Linked DNA regions of Homo sapiens: region 2 is linked to region 1. A link is an interaction called in ENCODE POLR2A ChIA-PET data of the cell type or tissue named here. Cell type or tissue: HepG2. All regions are shown on one strand. Links, peaks and the distances in the headings refer to the core of each region. The heading gives the core; the rest is flanking DNA. Region 1 overlaps ERG28 (ergosterol biosynthesis 28 homolog). Region 2 overlaps TTLL5 (tubulin tyrosine ligase like 5).

What was found. ChIA-PET counts read pairs that join two places held together with the same protein. Peaks named below come from ENCODE experiments on the same cell type or tissue, not always from the same donor. Only the 100,000 strongest peaks of a DNase experiment are listed, where the experiment ranks them.
Region 2: POLR2A ChIA-PET joins it to region 1 with 6 read pairs; 7 of 35 experiments call an interaction of 5 or more read pairs at or near these places.

The regions. Positions count from the first base shown.
Region 1 is chr14:75,649,323-75,651,822 of GRCh38, reverse strand. It overlaps ERG28 (ergosterol biosynthesis 28 homolog), which reads left to right. Exons shown (of 5, transcript NM_007176.4): 4 at 1-52; 5 at 189-2,032. The coding sequence ends at 268. Among named protein-coding and RNA genes, the nearest start is that of ERG28, 10 kb to the left of the region's middle. In HepG2, for the core only: no CTCF peak of the experiment used is centred there; DNase peaks (open chromatin) are centred at 942 and 1,422; H3K4me3 peaks cover 408 bases.
Region 2 is chr14:75,700,935-75,717,985 of GRCh38, reverse strand. TTLL5 (tubulin tyrosine ligase like 5) reads right to left here. Exons shown (of 32, transcript NM_015072.5): 8 at 10,899-10,968; 9 at 10,279-10,363; 10 at 24-125. Among named protein-coding and RNA genes, the nearest start is that of TTLL5, 48 kb to the right of the region's middle. RefSeq lists an enhancer at 5,998-6,107. In HepG2, for the core only: no CTCF peak of the experiment used is centred there; no DNase peak of the experiment used is centred there.

The DNA of each region.
Region 1 (2,500 bases), core at 1-2,500:
TATGGAACTGCAGCTCCCACGATTGGCGTCCTGGCACCCCTGATGGTGGCAAGTAAGCATCCAACCACCCTAGACCTCCTACAGGAGCTGTGCCAGCTCTAGAGCTAGTACAGAGGGTGGACACAGGAGAGAGAGAGAAGAAAGGTACCGTATGTATGTTAGTCACTAGTCTTTCCTCTGTATTTAAGGTTTCTCCATCCTGGGTATGCTGGTCGGGCTCCGGTATCTAGAAGTAGAACCAGTATCCAGACAGAAGAAGAGAAACTGAGGCCAGCATTATCACCTCCAGGACTTTCTCGTTTTCCACCTTGGCCATCTTCTTCCTTCGTCGTCTCTCCTCTTTAATTTCTTTTCTATTCCATCATCTGCCCTTTTATTCACTTTTAGCCTCTTTTTTTAATTTTTAAAATTTAAAGATATGCATACTGAAAAGTATATAACATGTACGTACAATTTAAAGAATAATTTTAAAGTGAATACTACGTAACTCCATCCAAGTCAAGAAATTGCCAGCTTCTCGGAAGCCCACTGTGTCTCCTTCCCCTACCTGCAACCTCTTCCAGGCTCCCTTTTCCAGCCTTCCCCTTTTTCCCTTTTATTTTCATGCCTTGATTTGACTTGTGTGGTGGGAACATGTGAACTATGAAACTTAAACCTGCTGCCCACCCAGAGCAGCTGTGACCAAGGGCTGCCTCAAGGGGTTGTCCACGCAGGTTGGGCTCCTCTCTGCTGCTGGACCCAAGACTCTGAACCTTCCAAGGGACAGGCAGTTCTTCTAAGAAGGGCTCCCCTGTGTGTGAGCAAGACCACAGCTCTCCTTCTATCTACAGATGCATGAGGGTTGGAAGAGTCTGGGCTGTTTTTAGACCTTCTGGTCAGCTGTATTTGTGTAACAACTTTTGTAATAAATAGAAAAACCCTCTGCTCTGATCAGTTCTTGTACTTTGACCTCTGCTAAGACAAGAGCATGGCTGCCTCCTCTGAGCCCTAGGAGAATCACAGCTTTATGCCTGATTGAATACACCATAGTGAGTAGGACAGCTCATGACACAGGTCAGCCTGGCTGCCTCCGGCTCCTTACTGTCATTTGCTCATTCCTCTTGTATTCTTGAAGTCAAATCTTCTTTTTTCTCACCTTCAAGAGTCTGCGTTCACAACTAAACACTAAGTGCCCTTTCTTATTTCCTCCTAAAGAAGAAACAGATTCTTGAGAGAGCAGAGACAAAAAAATAGAACTAGGCAGCATAGATGAAACAACTGCATGACATGGGAAGAAGACAACTAAACCCCGAGGAGAATGCACTGGAATGGACAGTTGCTCTTAAACCCTACCCAGAGGGCCTCCCCCAGCTGGACCCTCATACACAGTGTGTGTATCCAAAAGGCCATTGCTATTTCAGCAAATATTTGTTGAGTACTTCTCCATGCCGGACACTTGGGAAAGAGAAATGAACGACACAGGCAATGCCCCTGCCCTGTGGGCCTTATATTATAGTCAAGGTAACAGAATCAACAAGCCAACACAAAAATAAAGAACTTCAAATAGGGATAAGAACTCTAACAAACACAAGGTATTTTGGTCAAGAAGGAATGTGGGGTGGGCAGTGGGGAACGTAACTTAAATTAGATCATCAGAAAGTCCTCCCTGAGGAGATGGGATTTTTTTGTTTTTTAGAGACAGGGTTTCACTCTGTCACCCAGGCTGGAGTGCAGTGGCACAATCACACCTCACTGCAGCCTCAACTTCCTGGGCTCAAGTGATCCTCCTGCATCAGCTTCCCAAGTAGCTGGGACTACAAGTGTGTACCACCACATCCAGCTAACATTTTTGGGGGTGGGAAGAGATGGGGTCTTACTATGTTGTCCAGGCTAAGAGGTGGGATTTGAGCTGAGACTTGAATGCCCAGGAGTTAAATGTCTTAAGATATGGAGCAGGCCGTTAGAAAGGAGGGAGCAGCAACTGGAAGGTAGAATAGTCTTATTCAAGGAATAAGAACTATGTAATCACAGCATGGTGAAGAGTTAGGAAGTGAAAGAAAAGGTCAGAAAAGGAGGCAAGGGGCTTATAAGGGTGTGATAAGAAGCTTGATGTTTACACTTAAATACATTGGGAATTCTCTTATCAGTTAAGTCTCTTTAGGTGAAAGGACAAAACCTACCTTAAACTAGCTTAAACAATAAAGATAGCTGGCTCATATAACTGAAAAATTACAAGATTAGCTTCAGGAAGGGTTTGATCAAGACTCCAGCTCCATTTCTTTACGATTCTTTCAGCACTACCTATGTGTGCTGGCATCCTCAGGCTGACTTCTTTTATGGTACCAAAGTTGGTTGCAGAAATTCCAGGCCTCATATGCCCAGAACACTGTATCTAGAAAAATATCTCAATGGTAAGAACTATCTTTTCTTTACTTGTCAGCTATATTGTTAGGAGGCAGTAAAAAAGCAGTGATGACAGTTAATGTTTGAACACAGATCCACATGAAGACCTTATGAAAGG
Region 2 (17,051 bases), core at 1,887-4,386, 64 kb before region 1:
TCTGGCTCAGACACAGCCAGTACCTGACGTAATCTCCACTTTTCTTGTTGACACTGTAGTTTGTCAGATGCATGAACTGGTTCCGAATGTTCTTGGCTCCTTGATCATATCGCACAGTTGCAAACCTGATAGAAGGGAAACAGGTTAAATGCCAGGAACAGAGTTTCAAGGAAATACAGGCTGGAACTGAGGATCAATGAGATAATAATAAAGGAGGGTAATATCATTACCTAACAAATACCAAGTGCCTACTAAGTGCTAACTCCCATTCTAAGTGTTTTATAATGTCATACTTAATTCAATCCTTAAAGCAACCCTATGAAGTAGATAATATCGTATCCAAGTTGAAAAACAGATGTGAAAACTAAATGTGGTCTATTAAATAACTTGTTCAAGATCACACCAACTCCAAAACCCATGGACTTAATCACAACAAGACATTGCTTCTCTTATATAGAACATTACACCAATAGGAAGAATGAAAATTGAAAATATAGCTATTTACAACCTGGGAAATTGTGTGTAGGATACTGTGAAAGATGCAGCATTAGCTGGTCCAGAAATAACAACTGGCTGGGCATGGTGGCTCATGCCTCTAATCTCAACACTTTGGGAGGCCGAGGCAGGAGGATTGCTTGAGCCCAGGAGTTTGAGACCAGCCTAGGCAACACTGCAAGACCCTATCTCTACAAAAAATTAAAAAATTAAGCAGGCGTGGTAGTGTGCACCTGTAGTCCCAGCTACTTGGGAGGCCAAGGTGAGAAGACTGCTTGAGCCCAGGAGACAGAGGCTGCAGTGAGCTGTGATCGCACCACTACACTCCAGCCTAGGCAACAGAAACACCGACTGAGTGCCCACACAGTGCCTGGTACTATAGCATTCAATGAAAAAAAAAATAAGCAAAAAGAAAAAATGACAGCACAGCTATATGTAGGCTTAGAGCTGACATCCATAGAAAGAATAGAACTGATCCATAATACTCATTTAAAAAGAATGATAATGACAGCATTAACAGCAGACAAAGCAAAACGGCATAAATATGGGCACAGTGCAAGAGACTTAGTCCTGAATTTGAAATGAAGGCAAAAGAGGAATTAAACATGGAGCCCACTGAAAACAGGGTAGCAATTTGATATCCCGGACTGTTGTCAAAAGAAGACCAAAGTATAAAATACATGTGCCTCTGAAGGAAGTAACCAGGGAAAGAGAGAACTTTCCAGTGATGCTCAATATCAACAAAAGGATGCTCAGTATCAACAAAAGGACACTCAAGGCGAATGGTTATGGTAGATATCAACCCCTGTTTACATACCACTGTAACCATATCACCCTTCACTAGAGTGGTTTTCCCAAGAGGCATATCCAAGTGTGTGAAAAAAAAAAGAAGGCCACAAGTTTATTTTCATATGACTTACAAATTATTTACATATGCTTACTCAGACTATGAAGTCAACATGAATTTTCACCACATTAAAGGTCAGCATTAAAAAACTTTCCTCTTCTCTGTTTCTTCTCATCCACCCACTATCTCCACTCCCTAATTCCCTGTACCAGAAATATACAAGAGCCAAAGAAAGAATAGTGAAAAGAAAAAAAACCCCAAACCCAAAAAACTAAAATAAACAAACATGAGGCTAGGAAAAAGGATGTGGACAAAGAGAAAATGATGACTAGGCTAAAAGACAAGAGTTTGATGAGCATTATTATGTCTGTGCTTGAGAAGGACCCCAGATTTTCTAGAAACTTCCAACTTCCAGTAGTTATCACTTAACTTCTAGCCATGTCACACCCCAGTGCCCTGGTGAGTAACCCTTGCCTATGCATCCCAATCTTCCTCTAATAGATTGTCCAAGCAAGTTGCAGACTGTCATTCTCTGAATTCTTGTGAGATGCAAAGGGGCCCCGTGCTGGCTGCCTGCCTCAGCCAGACATTACCTCAAGGTGACATCCCTCCTGTCATCCTCTCCCCTCAAAGAACAATGAATTAGAAGGAGGGGAAAGCTTCTGCTTCAGAAAAAGAGGCTTTTCATCTCTTGTAGTTACTACAAGTACTTGATCTAACTTGGTCAACATGAAAAGCCTGACAAAAGTCTGTGGTGAGCTGGAATCGGGTACCAACACATTTGTCATTCCTATATTCTTTTTTTCAAGAGGGCTGCACATCTAAAAAAAAAAAAAATCATGTTTCTTCTTCCTAATCTTCCTTTTCACTGGAGCATTTTATTCTGAACCCCAGCAAGGATAAGATTTCTAATATCAAAGCGTGGAATTCTAAACTGAGTGTATGAAGCAGAAGCAGCAAAAATTAAAGTGAAACAAAAAAGCTTAAAGGAAAAGTTCCCCTGAAGGGTGAAAGTGCTCCACTCCATATCTCCCTCAGTCTAGTGGGGAACATACACTATGGAGAGAAAAGGTGTGCATGTTCATCTTTCCTCCTACCCCAGTAAGAGCTTATAGCTCTCACTAAAATCCATAGTAAATAAGCCATCATCATCATCTGACCACTATTTTCTTTTTTATTGTCTAGACCACAGGTCACATTAGTCTTGAATGTGACCTACTGGTCAAGTTCTGATTAACCTACAAAAGCTTTGTTTTTTCTTTTAAACTTTAATTACCTGAACAACATATAAAAATCAGACCTTCCTTCTTGCAGCCCAGGGGTAGCCAGGGCCCACATGAGGAAGATGGTGAGTTACAAAAAAAAAAAAAAAAAAAAAAGGAAGATGGTGAGTAGGGTGGGAAGTCAGCCAGAAGCACAAGGAGGTTTTCTAAGCAGGGAGGCCACCAAATAAGGGTATAAATCCATATAAAAACGGCATCTGAATGGGACAGTGGCCCAGTGGGGTCAGGAAACTGGCCACATACAAAGGAATTGAGCAAATAAATAAATATGTTAAAGATACTGCGAGCCAGATTTCCTGCTGTTGGAAAAGAGATTTTAAAATATGAAAAGCAAAAAACAAGAAGGAACTCTGTAGTTTTGAACTAGAATTGTGCGTACTAGTATAAACTTCTATTTTTCAACAATACATTAGAGACAGATATAGAAATACAGATGTACAAGTGTATATGTACATAAATACATAATTTCCTAACTCTGCTCATGGCCAGGGTCTGAAAGCAGAAATGCCCCAAAACAATGAGCGTATCTAGCACCCAGATATTGATTTCTAAATATTATACTCCAAGAAAAAGCAACCAGTGCTCCTTGGAGAAATGGTTGATTCCAGGGATAGAATAGAGAAAGAACAAGATGAGCCTGAAACATCTTGTGCTCAAAGAATGATAAAGACATGTCAAAAGGACACAAAGCCAGCTTGAGAGGTCTCCCACTGGCCAAATCTGGGACAATTTGAGCATCAAAATAAATCATGATAGTAAAGAATTATAACCCATTAAATAAAACAGGAACGCTTGAGTCTGCATTGGTATAAATAAATAGATGAATAAATAAACGAGAAGATAAAGCTCTTCCTCACAGAAAAATGCCAAGAAATAAAAGTTATGATGGAATTAAAAAATCATCATTTGGCAACTATTACAGCAATAATTCATTAAGGCAAGAAAAATCAATAGATTTTTCTTAAAAATGAGAAATGAGATGAAGAATGAAATTTTACATGATTTAAAGTATCTCCTTATAAAATACTTACTAATTACAAAGGGTAAGACCAAATAATTTTACAGTGGAGGAATCTAGCAGATGACCTAAAGCAAATGGTCAAACACCACTAAATGACTAGCATGTGCCATCACATATAATGCAATGACAAGAATTAGTATCACTTTTGTGGTATTCTGGCCCCAAATGCATTACCTAGGTCTCTTCATGAGAAAATATCAGACAAGCCCAAACTGAGGGACAATCCACAAAATGACTGGCCTGTAATCTTCAAAAATGCTGAGATCATGAAAGTCAAAGAAAGACTAAGGAACTGTTTCAGACTGAAGGAGACTACGGAGACCCGACGGCTAAATACAACATGTGATCCTTGATTGGATCCTTTTGTAATTAAAAAAAAAAAAAATCTTAGGACAATTGGCAGAATTGGAATGAGATCTCTAGACATAGGGTAAAAGGTAATTTTTCATATAATTCTTACAGCTCTGACAACTCTATAAGTTCAAAACGGTTTCAAAATTAAAAGTGTAAAAAAGTGCTTTGTTTCACAGTAAAAATCTACATGTTCAAGCCTCACTTAACAAACCAGATCTGGCAATACCAGTATCAGCTGCTGGCACTAAATAGTAAATGCCTTTAGATGAGACATGTACTCTCCATTCTCCAGTCTCCACTCTTCCTTCAGTGAATGTACTTGTGAGCATTTATGTTAGTGACCTTTGATTTAGACCATCACATATTATCAAATTTCATCTTCTCTAGGTCTGAAGTTTCAACACCATTTCTCTATTAACAATAACCTAAAAGAGCACTATTTACTAGGTACCCCAGGACCAAGTTTGCACATACAACCATTCGTCACTTAACAATGGGGATATGCTCTGAGAAATGCATTGATAGGCCAATTTCATCGTTGTGTGAACATCATAGAGCGTATTTACACAAACCTGGATGGTATAGCCTACTACACACCTAGGATAGATAATACAGCTTCTTGCTTGTAGGCTACAAACCTGTACAGCATTGTACTATACTGAATACTGTAGGCAACTGGAACACAATGGTAAGTATTTGTGTATCTAAACATAGAAAAAGTAATACATTGTGTTATGATGTTACAATGTCACTAGGCGACAGAAATTTTTCAGCTCCATTACAATCTTATGGGATACCATAGTATATGTGGTCCTTCCTTGCCCATTGTTATAAAGCACATGACTACATGACCACACTTATCCTAATGTAGACCAAAATTTACACGATGGAGTCAGTCTTGTATCTCCCTCTTAATGAGATCAAGATTTAGGAAAGTTCTCACGACAGACCTTTAAGGCTTTGACCTTTAAGCTAACAAAAGGTGGGAGAGTTCCTACTTTCTTTGTTAAATTTGAAACCCTAGGTACTATTTTGCAGCCTATTGATGAATATAGAACTATTTGCCGCCCCCTCCCCCCTTTTTAACCACAATGAAAACAAATATGAATTGTTTTGGACAATATCTTTATTTTGACAATAAATTTTTAAATCACAAGTTACATTTCCTTTTCGCTTTCTAATGTTTCTCACTGAGAATCAAGATAGTGATCAAGATAATTTGATCAAGAGAATCAAGATAATTTGTCTAAAAGTCTGAATGTCTGTGTGGAGAAAAGATTTCAATGTTTGGCATATGGTAGGGACTTGGCAAACATTAACTGAAACTGCACTGGAGTTGCTTGCTCCAAGATCTTTACCAATATGGAACCAAAACAAGAAGGAAAGCAGAGAGTTAGTGGGATCTTTTAAACTCTCTTCCCCTATTCAAAAACCAGTTTGTTCTTCTAAGAATATGACCCCACATGTTCTTTTTTTTTTTTTTTGTCCTGCTGTTTTCTTAAAAACTTTTTTTTGATACCAATATCTTCTTATGGTCAGAGTCACAGGCATTCTAGATGTAGAAGCTTAACATCCTCTTTGGTAGTTATATTTTCTGACAAACATTCACTACAAATGTACCAAGAAAAGAGAAGGCCAGCCTCGACCTCGCTGTGGCACATGAGTTATCCTTCAACAGGTGTAGGCATTTTGAGTCAGAGAGGCCTGGACAATGAAGAGACAGCACCTCAGGCAGCCTTGCCAGGAGCCACTGGGTTTCATCCTGGCCTGACCCAGAAAAATCTTATGGAAGAGAACAAGAGGCCCAAGAGCTCTCTGATCTGCTGTCAACCAGCTGCAGCCGGGAGACTGCCAAAGCGCTGCAGTGACTAGGCAGCGCCCTACAGAGCCGTCTGGGAGGGGATTACCAGCCTGATCCCTTGTCTTTAGAGCCAGAAATGACTCAAACTTCACAAACAGCAAGGGCCTGCCAGGGAGGGTGACAATGAGCACTGGAAAGGGTTTTCTCCCCCTTGTTGGTGTCTCTTCCCCCCTACTTGCTGCTGTGGCAGATTCTGGACAGTGTGCAGCCTGTGAGGTAATCTGAATTCCTTGGCAACCAGCAAGTACCTGAATTCTTTCAAAACCACAGGAATCCAGCAGAGAAAAGGTAAATATCCCTGCAGAGCCAGTGTTAATTAGCAAGGAAGGCTACTGAAGAAGGAACTGGGGGTGGGGAGAAAGGGAAAGGCACTACAAATGTTTTGGGGTCTTTTCTGAATTTCCACTGAATAATATGGCTGAGGCAGAAAAAAGGCCATTCCAACCGGGACCTTCCCAGAATCCTCTCTTCCCACCTCCGCCGCATGGGTGGAACTCAGCTCCCTGGATGGATACTTGCATGCCCCCCAAGTTGCTAGAGCTGCCTATCTTTGGGTCTCTGGCAACATATTTAGTTTTTAACTCCATTTTGTTTTAATTTTTTTGAAATTTTTATTTTTCCTGTTTCAGTGAAAATCTGGCTATTAGCTTCATCTCAGAAAGGGCTCTGTCAACTCATCTAAACCCAATACTGGATCCACCTAAAGCTGTAAAATCCAGGACAAAATCTTTTTGGAGTCCACCCCTGACAGGAAAAAGAATCTGCACCATTTTGGTAGAGCATAGCACCCCTCTGTGGAAACTGAGTGTCCCCTGGTGGTGCAAAACAGCAACACGCAAGTAAAATTCAAAAGCACAGGGGACCTCTGAGGGCTACTGTGGGAATCACAAAAAGCTGCACCCAAATACCAGGGGGACAATTGCAACACTTCTTCAATACTATACCCACACATGAGAAAACAGTGAGAGCTCTCCCACTTCTTATGTTAATAAAACAATAAGGACAACTGAAAACACTCATCTATACAGAAACTAGGGTTTTCACGAATTTAATTTTGTGTTAAAAAATTTTACACAAAATAACTTATATCACAAAACTGTCTTGTGAAATGAATTTAATCTTTCTGTCGCCTAGTATTAATTTGAGGTCCAAAACAGAAGTGATAGGGTGTAAGGGAATTCATTTCTAAAGAAGGAAATGAATTGTATTTGCCTCCTGTTCCGTCTCTTTAGGAAAGATTATGGTTTTTCTTGTTGAGCCTCAACGTAACCCAATAATCTCATCCCAAACTGATGATCTTCAGTTATGTCTACATAAATTACATGTGGCCCAAGATAACTAAAAGCTGCAGATCTGGAGATGCTACAGACTATCGACATAGTTGAACAGACTCTGAGGGTTACAACAAAGCAAGTGAATGTCAAGATACATAATTAGTGAAGACACAAGAACTTAGGCACATTGAAATTACTGCACGGAACAATGTGCCCTCGCAGGACTCCCGCAAACAGTGCATCATATTGCCATGCGTTATGCTTTTGTAAAGCTTTGATAAAGCTTTTATATTCACCTACACTTTCAGGTAAACCTAACCAAAGCCCTGAAAATTCATGTGGCTTTCTGGTTCTACTTGGTCTGAGTTTTTTAAAAGCTGTTTTTCTAATTATTCTGTGAAAAAACATCCATTGTGTGTGTGTGTGTGTGTGTGTGTGTGTGTGTGTGTGTATAAATTTTTTTGTTTCTGCTGGAAGCAAAAGGGTTATACTTAATTCAGTAGATTCTGACTTCCAACACACAACCAGTAGCCAAAGCACTTGCATATTTGTAGTAAATTCTATAATAAACATTGGTACTGTTGTTCTCATGTTGTGCTCTGAACCAGAAAGGTCTTAAAATTATGCCAAATTTTACCCATAGAGAGGGCTGTTAATATTGTAGGTGAAAATATCTTTGGAATATTAAGCAAAACATATTGCTATGATGTCCTTGAGAAACAGTGAAGCACAACCTCCATCTCTTTTCTCTATTCCCAAAGTCCAATTTTTGGCAGGACATAATCAGTTTCTAAAACTTGACACAGGAGAGAAGTGAAGGTGAGGATGAGCAGAGGAAGGAGAATGATGAAACTCATAACACAAAAGAGAGAAAGCTCAGAAGTCTCAAATTATAAAGCTGAAAATCCTCAGAACCTTGCATATCTGAGAAGTCAGGACTGTATTTTACCATCATTTTGTTTTAAATAATATAGGGAATAGGCTTTTTCTTGGTCTTTTTTTTTTTTTTTTTTTTTTTTTTTAATGAGATGGGGTCTCACAATGTTGCCCAAACTGGTCTTGAACTCCTGGCCTCAGGCAATCCTCCCGTCTCGGCCTCCCAAAGTGCTAGGATTACAGGTGTGAGCCACCACGCCTGGCCAGGAATAGGCTTTTATACCTAATTTTGTATAGTGATACTTCAAAACGTGAGAGCACGTGTGTCTACAAATATTATCGACAATTTCTTTCCTATAAAAACCTGATTAGAGCTAGTAGTCAGCTCATGTTCAGATGCCTGGTCCAGCCCTTTATCTAATAACTGCGAGATGTTTCAGTTCTTCCCTTTCTCAATTTTCAAGGAAGAGGCCAGAACTAGGGAGTTTTGGTAGTCTCCAATGTTCCCAGGGCTCAAACTCAAAATCTCAGTTAAGAATATGACAGGACTTATAAATGCTGTGACTGCCACCTAGAGGCGAACGGAACACAGAGCTCCACCAGCGAGGTTTGGTTAGTCTGCTCTCACTGATTTCAAGTCATAGGATACATGTGAAAAAAACTAAGTCTCTAAAATCATTAAAAGACCATTCTAAAATAATAGTTGTCAGAGTACAATAATATCTGTCAAAGCACCTGTACATAAATAGGTAGCCTTCTTTTATCCATGGTATTTCCCATCTTCCAATTGCATTTTCTAAAATACAGAAACATACACAGACCAGGCTTTTTTAGCTTGTCGTGACCACTCACAGATGCAAATCACCTCCTAAACTGCTATGCTTTATAACAAGCTTGTCCAACCTGAGGCCCACAGGCTGCATACAGCCCAGGACAGCTTTGAATGTGGCCCAACACAAATTTATAAAGTTTCTCAAAATATTATGAGTTTTTTGCAATTTTTTTTAAGCTCATCAGCTATTGTTAGTGTATTTTAGGTATGGCCCAAGACAATTCTTCTTCCAATGTGGCCCAGGGAAGCCAAAAGATTGGACACCCCTGCTCTATATCAAAGGCACTACGCATAAAAAGAACTTCAGGGCAAACTAGTTGGCTAATACAAAAATTTAGTTTTGTTGGGGGGAAGAACACAGCATAGTAGTTACATACTTATTTTAAACAATTTAAAGGGTTTACAAAAACAATTACCTGTAAAATTCTGTGGCTAGAGGAAACAAAACTTCAAAATATAACAACTTGAACTTAATCTTGTAAGTCACATTACCTTAAAACTTAGAAAGCACCTCAACAGGCCAGGTGTGGTGGCTCACACCTGTAATCCCAGCACTTTGGGAGGCTGAGGCAGGCGGATCACGAGGTCAGGAGATCGAGACCATCCTGGCTAACACAGTGAAACCTCGTCTCTACTAAAAATACAAAACATTAGCCAGGCATGGTGGGGGGCACCTGTTGTCCCAGCTACTCAGGAGGCTGAGGCAGGAGAATGGCGTGAACCTGGAGGCAGAGCTTGCAGTGAGCCGAGATCACGCCATCTCAAAAACAAACAAAAAAAAGCACCTTAACAAAAAGAGAACAATGTATGTACAACCACTGTAAAGTAACTTGCATGTTAAGGAAAAAAAAAAAAACCCTCAATTAATACCTTCCAAATATGAGAGGGCATGAAATTGTCTGAGCCCTGAGCTCTGGAGTCAGATCCATGAGGTCAAATCCCCATTCCACTTCTCCCACCTCTAAATCTGTTTCCTCAACTGCAAAAATGCATCAACTAAAAGGTTGTTGCGAGGATGAAAATAAATGCCTGGCATATAATAGGCAAATACAGGTAGGATTTTATTTTTCTTTCTACATCTATCCTGAAGAATAACAGCAAATTATCTTAATATCCTAGGAGCTTCATAACAATTGTCACTGCAGGAAAATACCATATGATCCTGGATCAGTGCTGGGGAAGATGTTTACACACCTTATGTGTGGACATGCAGTGAGACTACAGACAAATAAGCCTAATTTCTGAAGTTCTTTTTAGGCATACTGGCTTTGATGTTATAGAGCACAGCAGTTGAGGAGGTGGATTGCATCTGTAAGCAGTAATGACAAGTAAAAATAGCATGATCTGATTTAATAAACTTGTTAATGGATCCACTCTTAATATACCCACCCTTAATATACCCACCCAACCCCTTCACCCCCAAACAGCTTCTTACCTAGCCAATCCTTCTTCATAGAGATAGATGACAAGAGGATCATAGGAAGTCACGAGCACATAGAGGCGCACGTCAAACTTGAAATCTAAAAAAAAAAAGTTTGTATTCACAAAAAAAAACTAAGTTCATTTGTTTCCTGTTACAGAATAAACAACGAAACCAAGAAACATGAAAGAAAGAACATTCCTACACTCCACATGAAACACACACTGCTCACACACCTTGACTTCGGAGGATAACTAATAATTATACTATATAATTGTACCGTATACATATTATGTATATAGTACATAATAAAAACCGTATAATGTATATATACATTAATATAACTGTAATGTATATATAATGCATATGTGTGTCATTTTCATATATATTAATTACTGCACAATTTTCATACATATACTACTATATAACCTATAAAGCACTTTCTCTTATATTGTCTCATTTCACCTTCAGATAAATCCCGTGAGATAGGTAAGGAACCTGCTGCCTTTCTGGAGCCACACATGTCAAGAATTTCACAACAGTATAATAAAGACTTACTAGAGAAGGCTATGAAAAGCTTAAAAAGTTGAGCAAAAATCTGGCCCAATTTGGTCAAGGGCCTAATCACAACTCACCATCTATGAGCAGGGGGTTGTTAATGTAACGGGAGACCAAAATGTTCTCTTCCAGGGAGATCTGGTTTGGCTATTGAGTAAAGAGAAAGAATGAAAGAATAGAAATACACAGGAATCCTAATTTACAATAAGGGAGCAAAGTTCTTAACCTTTAAAGAAATGGTAAGGTGGAAAACTAAAATTCTGGTTAAAGTTTCCTCCAAGGTACCCATATATTCAGTTGGCCATATAATATCACTTCTATAACACTATAGGCATCCAATTACGATGCAGGAAAAATAAATTTACACAGTACCTCTCACATAATAAATAATAAATAAATAAATAAATAAATAAATAAGCCTAATAGCCTTAAAGATGTATATACATGATATTAAATAGTTACCTGCCAAGAAAATAAGAGCCACTTTAAAAATAAATGAAAACTTGCTTTCTCCCTGAAGTATAATGGAAATTTAAAAATACTACTACTATTCTTAAATGAAGGCTTTCATTAACATGTTTGGAGAACTTACAGATCCACAATGGATCCTAGCATTTTCTCTGTAAAATGAGATAGGTGTTTAATTGATTCACTTAAGGGTATTTGCTAAGCAACTGTATGCAAAGAGTGAATAAGGTCTTTAAAAGATTTCTTCAATGAAAAACAGTTGTTTATACAATAAATAGAAAAGTACTGTGGACACTGCATATGGCACTGGGGATACCATGATGAACATAACACATATAATCTCTGCCTGGCAGATTTAAGATTCAGTAAATCCCTATCCCTGAAAAGTTTAATATTTAGGTAGAGGAACAGCAAAATATAGAATTTAAAAGAACACAAAGCAGCATTTCTATAAATACAAGATGCCAGGTTACAAAGTTAAAGTGCAGACCAATCAGGTGGGACCAGTCAGGGAAGACTTGTCCCAGAAGAGTAGATGCAGAAATGAGTGAAGGCTGGGAAGCACATGGTGGAGAAGAAAGGAGCCCATCATCGGAAGATGGCACGCACCAAGCCCAGTAGAAAGGAGGGTGGGCCGATTCACAGACCTGGGGCTAAAAGACTGAACTGGGAAATTATGAAAGACATGGTTAAACAATGAGGAGGGAGGTACCCTACTGACAAAGGGATTTGAACCCCTGGCAAAGGGAGTTTATATTTAGCATGGTGGGAAGCAGGAAATTATTGTGGATTCTAGATTAAGGAAACAGCAAGATTAAAATATCTGGGAGAAAAAAAAAAACCTTCACATGTGATTAGATAAAGCTGGAAGTCACCACAATCCATGTAGGACAAAAGGGCTCCAAAAGGGAAGTGGTAGTGATAATAATTAGGTTGATAATAGCTACAGTAAAGGCAACAGAAATAACCATCAACATTTGCAGACACAAAATTTAACAAATGTACTAAACACGTGGATGTGCCAAGTGCTGTTCTAAGTCTGTTCACAGGATTATTTCATTTAATCCTCACCCAACCCCATGAGGCAGGTATATCACCATCCACATTTTATAGATTAAAAAAGAATCAGAGTGGGTTAGGGACCTGCTCAAAGTCACGGAGCTAATAAGCAATAGAGCAGCAACGGAATCCAGGGAGTCTTCCTCACAGGCTTCGCTTTTAGGCTTTATTCTTACCTCTTCCCAATATTCTGCTCTCAAATTTAATTGTCCCCCAAATTCAAAAGTTTGTCTTTATAACAATGCATTTCCTACCCTCAATACTACTACTGTTTTTCATATGATAATTTTGTGACCTATAACATTATACACAACCAGTATGAGCAGCTCTGAAGTCAGAATGAGAGTCCTCTCTCAGTTCCCACTGCTGCTATCTCAAAGTCAGAACACAGCTTTCACAACCCATCTCTACGCATCATAGGAACACAATGACATCATTACTGATTCATCCCTAATGAACTTCATCATCCATACCATTTCCTGACTCCCTTACATTTCTTGATCAGCTTCTCGTAAGTACTATCTCCATTTTGAATCTGCTCAATGAGAATTGATGCAATCACTATACAGCTGCAGGCTATGTTGTAAACGTAAAATCAAACAATCACAGCTCTCTTCCTACTGAGTAGAACCTATAGGCTACAATAAATATCTACTCACCCAACTTTTCTCCACAGCAGAGAATATGCTGATAGTGGTCATCATTCCATGACACATCTAACGCCCATGCCCATTTCCTCTCCTCCCTTGCTCACCATACACATTTATCCTTTGAGTTACACGTAACATAAACCCTTACAATATTTAGGTAACTTTACTATGTGTTCTATTGTCTTTATCCCTCACTTCTATCCGCATTGGGAATTAAACTGTAGACTCCCAGAAGAAAAGAAAGGTTTGGATATAGTTTCTTTGCACAGCGTTACAGACTGAAGAGCAACTAAGAAAAACTTTTTGATATCTTCAAGCCTGTTTCCTTTCATCAATCCCCAGTTAACTCATTTCAAATTATTCCAATTCAAAGCTCAAACTGCCTCCCAAAGAATGCTGAAGTAGGAATCTGAATTGTTGGGAAAGTTGGAAACACATCTTTCTTTTCTAAGACAGCATCTCATTTCTTCGCCCAGGCTGGAGTCCAATGGTGTTATTTCAGCTCACTGCAACCTCCACTTCCTAGGTTCAAGCAACTGCCCTGCCTCAGCCTCCCCAGTAGTTGGGATTACAGACACGTACCACCATACCCAGCTAATTTTTGTATTTTTAGTAGAGATGGGGTTTCACCATGTTGCCCAGGCTGGTCTCAAACTCCTGGCCTCAAGTGATATGCCCGCCTCAGCCTCCCAAAGTGCTGGGATTACAGGCATGAGCCACTGCGCCTGGCTGGAAAGGTATCTTTCTAAATGGACCTTAAGGTTAAAGCTCATGGTATCTGTTAAGTCATTGTAAAGGAGAATGATATAGTGGTTAAGAGTGTCTATGCTGGAATCATCTGGACCTGAGTTACAACCTTGACTCTACCACTTATTAAGGAAATAATAACTACCTCATAGGGTTCATATATGGATTAAGTGAGATTATGTTTAGAAAGGACAGTGGTAGGCTCAATAAACATTAGTTATTATTACTGCAAACTTAACAGAATATATGTGGTTCTAATTACAAAGTCCCACAGCTCAACAGCATTCATCACTACCTGCTGCATGCCATTCTACTCAGAGTACTGAGTGGTACTATTATGAAAATTGGAGATACATAATAATTAGGAGAATTTCTCAAAAGCTTTTAAGGAGTGACAACACAGTAGGCACTCCTGAAATACTTGTTGAGCAATGAGAAAAACAAAGGGAACCTAAGATAAAAACACATAAACAAACAGAAACAAGAGAGTACAGAATTATATTCACGAATATAGGAGGGACTAGAGTGACCTAACACTCTCCTAACATGTGAAAGTCTCAGAGAATGTATCAATACTGTATTTCCCATGGATCATGTGTGAGACAAGAATGAGTAAACTTGACTTCCATAATCAAATTCATACCTTAATCAGAAAACACCCATTCTTTCCCCTCCTTGCTTTGAATATACTAAATTGGGAAAATATGGCATTTAGTCATGGTTACTGAAGGAGTGGAGCAAACACAGCTTTGTTCCTTTATGCTGTATTTCTAAAGAGCACATCCTTATGAGACCACGTTAGCCAACCGAGATGTTTCCATCTGTGGTCCACACTTCTCTTTTCAGTGTTACATAAAAGTGATGCTTTTGCTATCCTTTATCTCGTTCTCGTAATGGTAAAAGTTGCTATTTGCAGAGAGTTTCCAAAAGGTTATGACTACTATAGGGAAGTTTTAGTAAGTGGCCCTCTCACTCCAGTGGGAAGAGAGGGGAAGATATTTTCATTTGGCCCTCACACCAACTCCATCCCCACTGCCTAAATCCCTCACTCACTCACATTAGTTCTGCTCCCAGACCCTCTGCCTCAGCATTCCCTCTCCTCACCCTCCTGCTTAAATCTAAAAGGAAAGCAGGCAGCAGCCTTGGAAAGAGTTACTTCATCCAGTTGGCTAATGGGTCACATATTCCATGGGAAAGGATCCAGGCATGGAAAAGAGGGGATGGTTATGCCTTTTGTGTAAGGAGAGAGAAGAGTATTAACAACATGGTTTGCAGGTCTGGGTAAAAGGTGGTAAAATTCCAGTTTTGGGGTAAAACAGGAGTATTTTCCCATTATGTCCGCATGTTGCCAGCTCCCCTCATGCCTCCTGGCATCCTCCCAGGCTTCTGTCTGGCACTTCCACTAAATACCTAAAAGAATCAGACTCATTCCAAAGCTTCACAAAGAGGGAGGGGGAAGGCAAAAGGTCCTGCCAAGTACTTTGATCTATGCAGGGGGTCTCAAAGGATTCAGCCCAGGGAGAGGTGGGAGGGAGAAAAAGACTCTTACATAGCCTGCCAAACACATTCTCTAAGACATGTCACCCCACTGAGATTCGGCATCCAGGGAAGAGTTAGGGCGCAGGGTTCTCGGCTCCACCAAGGAAAGTTTAACTTTTCTATCCTTTATGATGCTAGCTTTAAAATAACAAATCACTAGGGCAAAAAAGCATTCCAAAAGAAAAAAGTCCCAGATGAGCTGGGAATAGATCCTATTCTTTTTGACTCATATCTAAGAAAATAAAAAGCAAACTTGTACCATAGCTGACTTTCAATAGCAATTCCATTTGGCAGCTAAAACCTAAACCCAAACTAGTGCCGTCTATGAGATTCAAACAACACTGGAGCTCCTGGCACAGAGCTGAAGGAAAAGCTGTTGGAGAGGGGCCTTCAACACCAACGTCAGAGCAGAGACAAGAGGAGACAGAGCCAAGGCATATGACCATGGCCTTATGTCACAGGAGACTCAGGGTAAAAGGCCTCCAGAGTGGCCTAGGCCAGGTAACAGAAGTTGCAGCCAATGCCTGGGGCTGTAGCAGTTGCTCTATCAAAACCAGATCCTATATTTCTTTGGCATGAAGGGTCTGGCCATCATTGTTTACGGTACTGTTTTGAGTCCAGACTGAATTTAAGGACTTTCCAATGTGAAAGATCCCTCAGAAAGTTAGTTTCTACACATATGGCAAACAGCTCAATGTGAAAAGACAAGTGGGGAATTTAAGATAGGGTTCTGGTCCCACATACAACACATCTACCTACCCCTGCCCTTCCAGAGTTCCAGTGGAAGGACAGAAAGAATATTTTCAAAAGAATGAAATGATATCAAAGCTAGGAAAAAGTAAAAGAAGCCAGAAAAGTCCAAAAGAGATAAGAGTGACCTTCCCAAGGAGGCTCCTGCAAATTTCCAAGCTTGTACTCAACAAACATGAAGCTCAGGGATCAGCCAAGGAATTAGAATCAGATAATTAACAAACAGCATTTGGAACAGTGAGGCCAGGAGACGTGTGGGTGCAGAAATCTGATAGAGAAGAGTAGAACTTGAGGCTACCTTATCACCAGTACACACAAAAAGGAAAAGAAAGGTAGCTCTGCCCAAGAGGGAGATCACCAAAATCCTCCTCTGCATTCACAATATGGCCCACTTTATTTTGGCAAGGTGGAAGGGGAGTGCTTCTCACCATGTCCACCTAAAGTAAAGCCTGAGAGTCAACATGTTTTGCCCTTACACAAAATTCACAGTCAGCCTCTTCCAGGGAGAAGATATTAGGAAAAGAGTCCTACACAACCACAGTAGAAACCCAGACCAGCGGCCAGTTTCATTCAGTCTAGTCTTTTGTTCATAAATATGGTCCAACATGTAAGGATCATCAAAGCTGAGAAAATCCAATAGCAGGGGAAAAGACAATCCCAATAAAATTAAAGGACAGAAGAGAACTTTACAAAAATTTCCATTGGTATCCTCAGAAGGAAAGGCAGGCAAACTGCATCCATTATGCAACAAAAGGTTGTTATTTGTAAATAAAAATAAAGCAAATCAGAATATGAGTTTCTGGAAATCAACCTATGATACCCAATATAAAAATACAGTAGATAAATGAATAATAAATGGATAAACCTCAACCTGTGATCTAGAAGATGGGAAAAGAATTAAAAATGCGAGAAAAGTTAACATGAAGGAAAGATCTAGAATGCCTCAAAAAAGAGTTCTAAAAGCGGAGACAAATAAGAAGATAACTTTCCTTAAAGAAAAACACCAGTTTCCAGACT